2 separate regions of the Homo sapiens genome follow, and region 2 is linked to region 1. A link is a loop called in an ENCODE intact Hi-C map of the cell type or tissue named here. Cell type or tissue: psoas muscle. All regions are shown on one strand. Links, peaks and the distances in the headings refer to the core of each region. The heading gives the core; the rest is flanking DNA.

The links. Hi-C counts contacts between places; a loop is a spot of excess contacts. Peaks named below come from ENCODE experiments on the same cell type or tissue, not always from the same donor. Only the 100,000 strongest peaks of a DNase experiment are listed, where the experiment ranks them.
Region 2: it touches region 1 in a loop (7-fold over the local background); 2 of 110 quality-filtered maps call a loop at or near these places.

What each region holds. Positions count from the first base shown.
Region 1 is chr9:93,330,040-93,335,411 of GRCh38, reverse strand. It overlaps the pseudogene FAM120A2P. Among named protein-coding and RNA genes, the nearest start is that of FAM120A, 120 kb to the left of the region's middle. In psoas muscle, for the core only: no CTCF peak of the experiment used is centred there; no DNase peak of the experiment used is centred there.
Region 2 is chr9:93,259,711-93,265,082 of GRCh38, reverse strand. It overlaps WNK2 (WNK lysine deficient protein kinase 2), which reads right to left. Exons shown (of 30, transcript NM_006648.4): 13 at 2,976-3,269; 14 at 2,364-2,413; 15 at 1,349-1,517; 16 at 1,050-1,166. Among named protein-coding and RNA genes, the nearest start is that of WNK2, 78 kb to the right of the region's middle. RefSeq lists an enhancer at 1,546-2,214. In psoas muscle, for the core only: no CTCF peak of the experiment used is centred there; DNase peaks (open chromatin) are centred at 2,412 and 2,992; H3K27ac peaks cover 786 bases.

The DNA of each region.
Region 1 (5,372 bases), core at 93-5,092:
TCTTCCGACAACGACGAGGGCAGCGGAGGGGCGACAAAGTGAGTGGTGCGTGGGTCGCTGGGTGCTTCCTGGCGGGTAGTGACCTGGGGAAGCTGCCTTCTGACCTGCCAGCCCAGCTGGTGTTTTGCTCAGAGATGTAGTTTATTGTAGGTGGGTGACGGTCAGTCTGTACTCAGATGGGGGCTCCTTGGACAGAGAGGAGAGAGGAAGAGTAGGTATGTTCTTGAAGTTTCCATGATTTAAAATCTGCACCATCCCAGCCCCATGGCCTGGAGCCACAGGAAACTTTCTGGGGAGGAATTTGACAAGAACTGGTTTGTGTGATGACCAAAACATGGGGGCATTTGTCCGGTGTGGTGCCACTCACACCCGTCACAGCAACCCCCTGCTGACCCCCGAAACATTAATCTTCTGGCTCCTGGATCAAGGGAGCTCTGAATTTCCACTCCTTCTCCTAAACTCAGCAGGTTACAGGACACTTTGGAAATAACACTGTTTGCCCAAGCAAAACCCTAGAAAGCTGCCTAGACCCAGGCTGGAATTGTTTCCTTAGAGGAATATTTTAAACACTGTGCGGGCTGGATGCAGTGGCACATACCTGTAATCCCAGCACTTTGGAAGGCCAAGGCAGGTGGATTACCTGAGGTTGGGAGTTCGAGACCAGCCTGGCCAACATGGCGAAACCCCGTCTGTACTAAAAATACAAAAATTGGCCGGGCGTGGTGGCATGTGCCTGTAGTCCCAGCTACTCAGGAGGCTGAGTTAGGAGGATCACTTGAACCCAGGAGACAGAGGTTGAAGTGAGCTGAGATGTCGCCAGTGCACTATGGCCTGGGTGACAGAGCGAGACTCCATCTCAAAAAATACAAACAATAATAATAATAAAAACACTGTGTGTCCCTGAGTAAATGAGTTCACAAATATATAGTTGTTTAAAATCTGATCGAAGAGGCTGGGCACGGTGGCCCATGCCTGTAATCCCAGCACTTTGGGAGGCAGTGGCAGGCGGATCACTTGAGTTCAGGAGTTCAAGACCAGCTTGGCCAACATGGTAAAACCCCATCTCTACTAAAAAATATAAAAACTAGCCAGGCGTGGTGGCGTTCACCTGTAATCCCAGCTACTCTGGAGGCTGAGGCAGGAGAATCGCTTGAACCTGGGAGTTGGAGGCTGCAGTGAGCCGAGATCACGCCACTGCACTCCAGCCTGGGTGACGGAGCAAAACTCCGACTGTGGAAAAAAAAAAATTCTGATCAAGGAAATCTTAAATTTGTACTCCTCCCCTCCCTTTAAACTAATATTTTTTTTAAAAAAAAAAGAAAGAGAAAGAAAATGTCTTTACTTTAAGTCAGTGTCTCTTTTTCCTTAGTGTGAACTCCACAGAGTAGATAACCAGGGCTGGTTGATGTTACATCTATTTCTGATGTAAGAAATCTAAGAGACGTAGTTGTTAGTTTCCATGCCAGTTCTTACCTGGTGTGTCACCTGAAGCAGGTGATCTTTCCTCTCTGTCCTCTGTCCCTCTTTAAAATGGGAACGAATGTCGGTTGACCCAGGGCAGAGGTCACTGAAGGGCTCACTGCTATCCAGGGATGCACACCCTGTTTATGGCAAAGAAGTATAAAATTAATAAATGTTGATTTGCTGTATGTGCAGAGAAGTATAAAATTAATAAATGTTTATTTGCTATGTGTGCAATGCTAAAACTCTAAAATGAAGTAAAGAGTTGCAATTGAATATTCAAAGTTTTAAATTAACCTCTAACAAGATAATATATTGAGTACCCTTTGAATCAGAATCTCTGGGTTGGGGCCCCAAAATTTGCATTTTAAATAAGCACCTCAGTCAGTCTTTTGCACACTGAAGTTTGAGAACTGCTTGATGGTCTTGGAAGCCCTTATGCACTAGAATTATAAGGCATCTGCATTTTGTTGTAAAATGTGACTCATGTCATCAAGGTCAAAGTGTCTGTACAATACAGTTTTCATCTTAGTTAAATGTTCTTTCTGAACTCTGAAACATAGGTAAGAAGTAAGACAAAAGCAAAATAAGTAAGCTTTATGACCCCAACAAGAGTTCCGTGCTAGTGATGGAGATGTGGAAACCAGGTCAAGGTGCTGACTTGGGAACATGGGTGGTGACTGGGGCACGTCTCAGTTGAGATGCTTGTTCCTCCGGCAGGGAGGGATTGAGAAGAATGCGAGTTGCCCGTCTAATTTGGCAAGTTGTCTGTATTAGTCTGTTCTCATGCTGCTAATAAAGACATTACCCAAGACTGGGTAACTTGCAAAGGAAAGAGGTTTAATTGACTCAGAGTTTCCACATGGCTGGAGAGGCGTCACAATCGTGGTGGATGGCAAAGGAGGAGCAAAGTCACGTCTTGCATGGCAGCAGGCAAGAGAGCATGTGCAGGGGAACTTACCTTTATAAAACCATCAGATCTTGTAAGATTTATTCACTGTCACAAGAATAGCACAGGAAAGACATTCAATGACCTCCCACCAGATACCTACCATGACCTGTGGGAATTATGGGAGCTGCAATTCAAGATGAGATTTGGGTGGGGACACAACCAAACCATATCATCATCTTTGTTAGGATGAGCTGAACTTGGAGTGAGTAGAACTGCCCGAACATGTCCTGTCTTTTCTGGGTATGCACCTCCTACCTGTCTGTGAAGGTTATCGTCAGCTTTTTGGAGCTCTGGGCATCTGGTCTCCCTCTGACCTCTCGCAGTGCTTATTGTCTTTGTCTCCGTTATGGCATCTTTACTGTTTTCTGGAGATGCATCTTGTTTCTGCCACTGGAATTTGACCTGCTCAGAGTCTTGTGTTTTGCCATCCTTGTAGTATGAAGTGCCATGAAGAATGCAGGGTACACCCTGTAATCAAATATTGGATTCAAGCTGTGTGTTAGGAGTAACTTAATTTCCTTGAATCTGCTTCCACTTTTATTATAATAAGGAAGAGACAGACATGTTAGACTTGAGAGGAATGAAGGCAGAGGAGACGAGGGTGTTTGTTCCTGAAGGCTTTGGGGTCAGAAACTGACATTTGACTTGGGGTCAAACCCTTGATCACGGGCATCCTTTGCTTCTGGCAGGTGCAGGGGTGTGATTTGGATTTATGTGTCCACAGCTGCCAAGTAGAGACAATGTTCATGGTTTCCTGCAAGGGTTCTAGCGTGTTGAATGCATTGAATATAGTGGAGCAGAAGCCCATGAGTAGAAACCTCCGCAGGAACCAATGTGAGTGCAAGGAAACCTAAACTGTCATTGATAGATTGTTGGAGGCTCAACATGGACAAACCTGAGAATTGAAGACTCCAGAGGGCCTGGTGATGTGGGGGTCCACATGCTTTTGTGCACTTTACCTGCTAGATCTCTACGAAATTCTCACAGTAAATATTGGAGAAAAATCCCTTGTACCTCTGGCGCGGGGAAGAAAAAGAGAATTATTTAAAAATGTGAGAGAACACTTTTTTTTTGAGACAGAGTCTTGCTCTGTCACCCAGGCTGGAGTGCAATGGCACGATCTCGGCTTACTGCAAGCTCCGCCTCCCAGGTTCAAGCGATTCTCCTGCCTCAGCCTCCCAAGTAGCTGGGATTACAGGCGTGAGCCACCACACCCAGCCAGAACACTCTGTTCTTAACAAGGCCTTCTGTCAGGAGAAACTACCTAACCAGAGCCTAACCTGCTGGGTTTCACAAGAACCTAATTAATCTGAGGGAAAGGAAACACCCAAATCTAGCTCCCCATAGCTATCCCATTCCAGCTAAGCAGGGCCAGGGACTGAGAATCACATTTGAAGATCACAGCCCAGAGACTCCTTATAAGACTCAGGCCTAATAATTGGACTATAGAACCTGTGCCCCCCTGAAAAGAGAAAAAACAAATCATATAAAGTGCTCAACTGAAACAAGAGAAAGAAGAAAAAGAATGGAAGACATGGAGAAAGAATGGAAAACAGTAACAAATATAGTAAGTAGCTCTTAATCCACATATATCAATAATTAAACATCAGTGATGTACATATGCAAATTAAAAGAAAGAGGCTGTTGGATCGAATCAAGACCCAGCTATCTGTGTCTACAAGAAACTCATATATGAAGACTCGTTCTCTTTCTGTTAACAAATGGTTACAAGTACTGTGATGTGCGAATTACTGAGGTTTATTGTGGAATGAACACAGGAACTCTATTTGAATCACTGCGTGAATGGAGACGTGGTGAATGGTTCAGGGTAGATGGTGTAAGTCACAGAATGTTCTAGTAGATGGGGAAACACGCCATGGCCACTGAGTGTTATTCATTTACTTTCTCTGTTGTGCAATTGCAAAGTTCCTATTGTTGGTCGACTTTTAAATAGAATATTTCTAAGTAAATAGTGAGACAAGTTATTCTAGTTATTATCATAGTCTTTTCCAAGTGTCAAGGCTTTTTAAAAATATAGTTGAAGTCATGGTAATTTTTTAAGGAAATGTTTTTGTAGGCCTCCCAAATGACAGTGTGTTAGAATAGAAATTTTTCTTTTTTTTTTTTGAGATGGAGTCTCACTCTGTCACCCAGACTGGAGTGCAGTGGTGCGATCTCAGCTCACTGCAAGCTCCGCCTCCTGGGTTCATGCCATTCTCCTGCCTCAGCCTCCCAAGTAGCTGGGACTACAGGGGCCCGCCACCACGCCCAGCTAATTTTTTTGTATTTTTAGTAGAGGCGGGGTTTCACCATGTTAGCCAGGATGGTCTCGATCTCCTGACCTCATGATCTGCCCGCTTTGGCCTCCCAAAGTGCTGGGATTACAGGCGTGAGCCACCGCACCTGGCCTAGAATAGACATTTTTAAATTAAGTATTTAGAACAGATTTTTTTAGTCAACAGATTTTCTTTCAGGGATAATCTTTTTTTCTGTGCTTCTTTCCCTCAATGCCTTCTTTGTCCTTATTTCTCAATGGTTGTTGTGTTTTCCCCTCTTCATTTGTTTTTACTCTCATAAAGCTTCACAACCATTTCTGCAGTGCTTCTTTTTGTTGCTGTGTGCTTAGCATGCAGTAGTATTTTTATTTGAACATTTTCATACCTTAGGTTAAGATTTTCACAGTTTCTAGTACATTATCTTTTGCATTTATTGTTGTGATTATTCTCTTTGAAGTGACAGCAGAGCTTTCAACACCTGTTTTCTTACACTGGGTGTCTGGATTCTGGGAAGACTCCAGGAGTAGGTGAGAAGACCTTTTCAGTTTGTCTGGTCGTGTCAGTAAATACTGTCTTATGTTAGTAAATCACATAATTGCTAAATTCCTTAAGATTACATCATCTGAAGGGAGGGTGTCGTGTCTAAATAGCTGCACCTCCAAGAACACCTGATACACAGGTCG
Region 2 (5,372 bases), core at 251-5,250, 70 kb after region 1:
GCTTTGTCCAAGGTGTCTCTGCAAAGCAGACACTAAGGCAGGGACTTGCTCCCTAGGAGCAGAAAGCCAGGGGCTTCCCCCTGCAAAGCCCACATGAGGCTTTCACGAAGCCAGGGCAGGGGTGGCCAGGGGGATGCAGCCCAAGGGGGCAGCTTTCTGATGATGTGCAATGCAGCAGCCGCAGGCAGGCACGTGGGGCAATCTATGATATTAACTTGAGTGGTATATTCTATTCCCTACTCATGCCGGCCTACTCCAGGCACTTGGTGGCCATCTGGAGTGAGCGCTACAACACTGTCCAGTGTGCTGCTGGCCCCTTTAGGACCTGGCTCCCTAAACCTCACTGATGCAGGAATAATGGTCTGGGGAGAATGTTCTCCTGGGAGGCAGTCACGGATGCACCAGGAAATTTGAGGACCACATGTACATCCTTTCCATGTTTCTTCGTGCGTGCTTTCAGCTGGAGAGTTTCTGAGGGCCCGAAAACGATCCCCACTCCTAGCCTGGCTCAGGTGCTGGGGACCACAGGTGTGGGGCTGTGAAGGCCTACAAGGTGCTCATGGACTCAGGTTGGTCTGCACAGGCAGGGAGGGGTGGCTCCAGAGGGAGATGCAGGCAGAGCTGGGTGGGCACATGGGACATGGGTCAGGGCTCAGAGCCCGCACTCCAGCTGGGGAGGCTGGAGGAAGCTCTAAGCAAGGACCACAGGACATCAGACTCCGGGATGCCCTCCCGTGCCTCACTCAAGGAACCTACCCACAAGGCTTCCTTTTATTTGGAGGAAGGGCTCAGATGCTCCAGAAGCCCTCAGGGAGCAGCATCTTAGAATGGTTAGAACATCCTTCAAGCTGTTCTTCCAAACCCAAGGGGTTTCCGCCCAGTGTGGGGAAGAGCCCGAGGCGTAAAAGGTCAGCACTGTCCCGAAAAGCCCCTGGGCCAACCGACACCTCCACACAAGGCCAGGCTCGACATGTGACCTGTGGCGCTCTGCTCAGGCCCACACGTGTCCAAGAAACACCGGGAGCCAAGCCACCCAGACCCAGCCTCACCATATACGTGGCAATTTCATCGGGTGCGTCCCCGTCCAAGTCGAACTTGAAGGTCACCATCTTGTGGTTGTGCGTCTCCAGCTGGCACTCCACCATCTTGTCCCCAGTGTTGCACACCTGGAAGGGGCAGCATCAGCACCCACCACGGGCGTACCCACACGTGCACCCGCCACACCCCCACACACCCCCAAGTACCCCTCCCCCCCACCCCCACCACACCCCCGCCACGGCCCCACCCCCACCACACCCCCACCATGCCCCCACCCCCACCACACCCCCGCCACGCCCCGCCCACTCACGTTCAAGATGGTAAGCCGGGGCCGGCTGGCCCTCTCCTGCCGGGAGCGCGCACGCGTGGACCTGCGGTGGTGTTTTCGGGCTGCCCTGCCCTCCAGCCTGCCCCCTCCAAAGGCGCCTTCACAGCTGTCACTCAGCTCTTTTCCAGAAGTGACATCAGAACCTCCATAGCTGAGCAAAACCCAAGAACATTAATGGCACCAAAGGACAACCAGCACGTCGGCAATGGCGGGGAAAGTCAGCTTATCTGGAACAGTCTGGAGTCTCCAGGGCCCAAATCTGTGACCTACAGAGGCAGCCCGTCCTGTGCGAATACCCCAAGCCTGCTTCTGGGCCCTCACCCAGCTCCCTGCTGCACCCAAGTGGCACGGGCAGAAGGAAGCACAGGCTTCCTAGCTACTAGCTGCGTTACCTTGATCCTCTCAGTCTCCTGACCTGCGAATCAGCCCCTGTGCCTCAGTTTCCCCATCTGTGCTACAGCAACAGAAACACACCCACCACTGTTGTGAGGCCAATCCGTTTTGCAGTTTGCAAAATGCCAAGCCCAGGCAGTGCCCAGCACCCCAGGAGGGTGGAACAAATGGTCACAGTTCAAATAAGGACACGGTTCATTTCCTGAAACACCTGTGTCCACAGCCCAGGAGGCCAGGAAACCCAGGATCGGGGCTGGATTCAGCCCTGTACACAGGGGGCCACCCTCCCAGCCCCCTCCTAGTCTCTGGGCACTGCCAACTCCGCCCATAGCCTCTCCGTTCTGGAACATTCTCAGCACTGCAAACCAGAGCAGAGACCCAGAGCCCAGCCAGGGGCCTCTGGCTACCAAACTCCAACAACAGCTGGCAAGACCCAGAGAGGAGGGCCCTGAGGCTCCACCAGGTCAGGTTTGAAAAACCCCTAATGGCATCAGGGCAAACTATAGTGGGTTCCAGGGGAAGCAGCAGCAGGAGCCAGGCTGAGTGGCTGTACAGGCCTGCGCCCCTACACCCGTCCTGCGAGGTCGAGGCTGGGCCACACTACCTCTCACAGCTCTGCGGGAGGCCGGGCGGCTTGTCCTGTGAGGCCTGCTCCTGAAATAAACACCCGGAGAAAAGAGAACAGGTCATGCGGACTCCCGCCTCCCTGTGGGCACAGCCACGCATAGTCAGCTCTCCCTCCCCACTTCCTCAGCCCAGCCTGCCCCGCTGCGTTCTCCTGCTCTCTTCTGCAGCCAGGTGGGTACGACCCAGGGGGCGTCACAATGGGAGCAGGCATAGAGGTTTTTATCTTGTTGAAACGCTTGGACCCGAGTGTATTCATAAAAGCTGGGAGCCACTTCCTTTCCAAAAATGTTAACCCACTTTGATCATCCCTCAAAGAGGACACACTGGTGCTATGAAAGCTTTTCACAGTCTCTTGCATCCTGTCCCAGGGAAAGCATCCTCTAAACCTGTATCTATAAAAATCACACCCTCTGTCTTGATGTGGCTTACAGAAAGTGTGAAATCTAGGGAGAGGTGAGAACAGAACCTGGGTGGCTGTCCCAGAGCTAAGCAACCCCGACCTCTAGGACTAAGACCCCAGGTCACTATGCAGATCCCCGGTGGCCGCAACTGCCCAGTCATGGGACAGGCTGGGGGGAGGGGCACACACCTCTTGGACTGGTTCCACCGTCAGCTGGACAGTTGGGCAAGGGCTGGCGATCCCGGGCCCGCCAGGCAGCGGTGGGTTTGCTGGTGGCAGAAGTGTGGCAGTCTGGGTGGGCACACTCTGCACAGAGGCAGACACCGTGGCCAGGGAGCTGGGGAACTGAGGCAGGAGCTCAGGGGCGGCAGGCAGCAGCACTTCCGGCAGAGGCGGCGAGAGGACCGCAGCCGGTGGCACAGGCACGGTGGGGACCTGAGCGGCGACGTCCACAGCATAGGGAGCTGGGTGGCCAAGCAGAATCTGGGGGCACAGGGGACAAGGTGCAAGTCAGGGCCGGCGCTGCCTTCACTGAGGGGGCCGTGCCCAGGTGTGTCTGGGAATACCCAGGCCGAGATGGGAACACCCCTCTCCAGACCACACCCTCCCCAAGGGGAGTCCCTGTCTCAGAGCACATTTAGCAGATGGAGTGAGCAGAAACAAACAGGAATGGTCATTCTCACACCCCTTTCTGTGGAAGAGTCTACTTGTGTGCAAAGGCCAGGAACGGGGCTCCGTCTATGAACCTGCCAAGCTTGGTTGAAGGGTCAGAGAACAGGACACACAGCATCAAAGCCAGGCCCCCACCACCCACTGGGGCCTGCGGCAGCCTGCCCCATCTGGCCCCCGGTCAGAGTGTGCATAGGGCCTCAGAGCGCGCACTGACACCTGCCGCCTCCTGGAGGGCGACTGCGGCTTAGGCTTGGCTTTCTCACTGTTCTCGTCTCTCTCTAAAAGCTCCTTGGCAGTAAAAGGTAAGACAAGTGGGGAAGGAGGAACCATGGATTGGAAAGTGCAAGTACCCTCTGTCTTCTGCCCCCATTTTGGAGTTGAGAAGGCTGAAATTTTAGAGAAACTTCTCACCTCTCAGGGCTGGAAGGAACAGCCACATTCACTGGGCCTGCTGGCCCTGAGACCCTCTGTTGGCAGCCAGTGGCAGGGTCAGAAATACCAAGCCCCAGCCTAGCAGGTAACCACTTCCCTCCCGGACAGACAAGACACCCCAGCTGCTGCATTCAGGGTACCCCATGGGGTGGCCAGCCCAGCTCATCAACAGACTTCTGGACCCTTCCCCAGCCAAACAGCAGGGACAGCCACTGAGTCTGGCAGTGACCCTCACATGTCACAAGGCACCCCTCTGTAGCCACTAACTGTGCCCAGAAAGGCTCTTCAGGTAGGAAAGCCCAGACAGCAAGGTCCCCCTCCTGCTCCCTGGTGTGGCCCTCGGCCTTCTGATAAACAGACCTGACTGCAAACCAGCGGGCTCTGAGCTGCCGCTGAAACCTGCTGGGACCAACAGCACTTACTCGGGTGGGCCACAGGACGGATGCGATTCTTCCCACTCACTGTCTAATCAAACACCACCCTGCTATCCAATATGTACCATCCCTTCCTTCTCTATGCACAAAGCCCTCTGGAGATAAGACAGCAAGAAGTGATGGCCAGGAGGAACGGCTCACGGTGGGGCAGCTTACTCCAGTCTGGATTCAGCACTAACGGAGCTGGGGGGCACCTGGCACCAGGGATGCTCCACCCCAGGCCCCTTCACATTAGGACCATGCCAGCTGCTTTCCTGCGGAGGCTGAGGCTCAAAAGGCAGGGCTGTGCCACAGTTACAGGGCTGACAGGGCTCAGAGCTGGGGTAAGGCCAGGTAGGAGGAGGTCAGGTAAGGAGGCCCAGGTGGGAAAATGCCAGGAAGGATGGGACCCAGATAAGGAGGCCCAAGTGCGAGAGTGCCCAGGTGGGAAGGCTCCCATACTAGCCCCTCTCACCTCACTCGAGTTTGAACAGAATAGTCTGCAAGCCCCAAAACATGAGTGGACTGTGTAGGGGTGTGGATCCCTGTGGGAAGGCCTCCCACCAGCAGGGCACATATCATGTGTTCCAGAGCGCCCCTTCACAGCCAGCCAGCATGCTGCCACGAGGTATCCGCCTGACCTGACATCAGGACATGGCCCCGGGTCCCACCATAACCACCCTTGCAGCCAGCAGTGCCATCTGCCCCCAGCCCCTGCCCCGCTATCGGCCTCACTTCCTTGCCCTCCCTAAGATGGGGTTGTCACCCTGCCTCATCCTGACAAGATGCTCTTTGAAGGGTGGACCTCAGACAGACAACCTGTGCCCCAACGCAAGCCACACCAAGGCTGCCAGACCAGGCCTGGGTGAGGGCAGGTACAAAGATACCACAAGAGCAGGGGCCACAGAGCCATGGGAAGGTAGGGACACAGAACCTATCAGGCACGGACTCCTGCATCTCCTGACCCATTCGGAAAACGGAAGAGATGCAGATGCCTCGCGCTGGCGCCAGCCCCCGCCTCCCTCAGCCTCACACACATCTCTTCCTGAGAGGGGCGACCCCAGGCAGG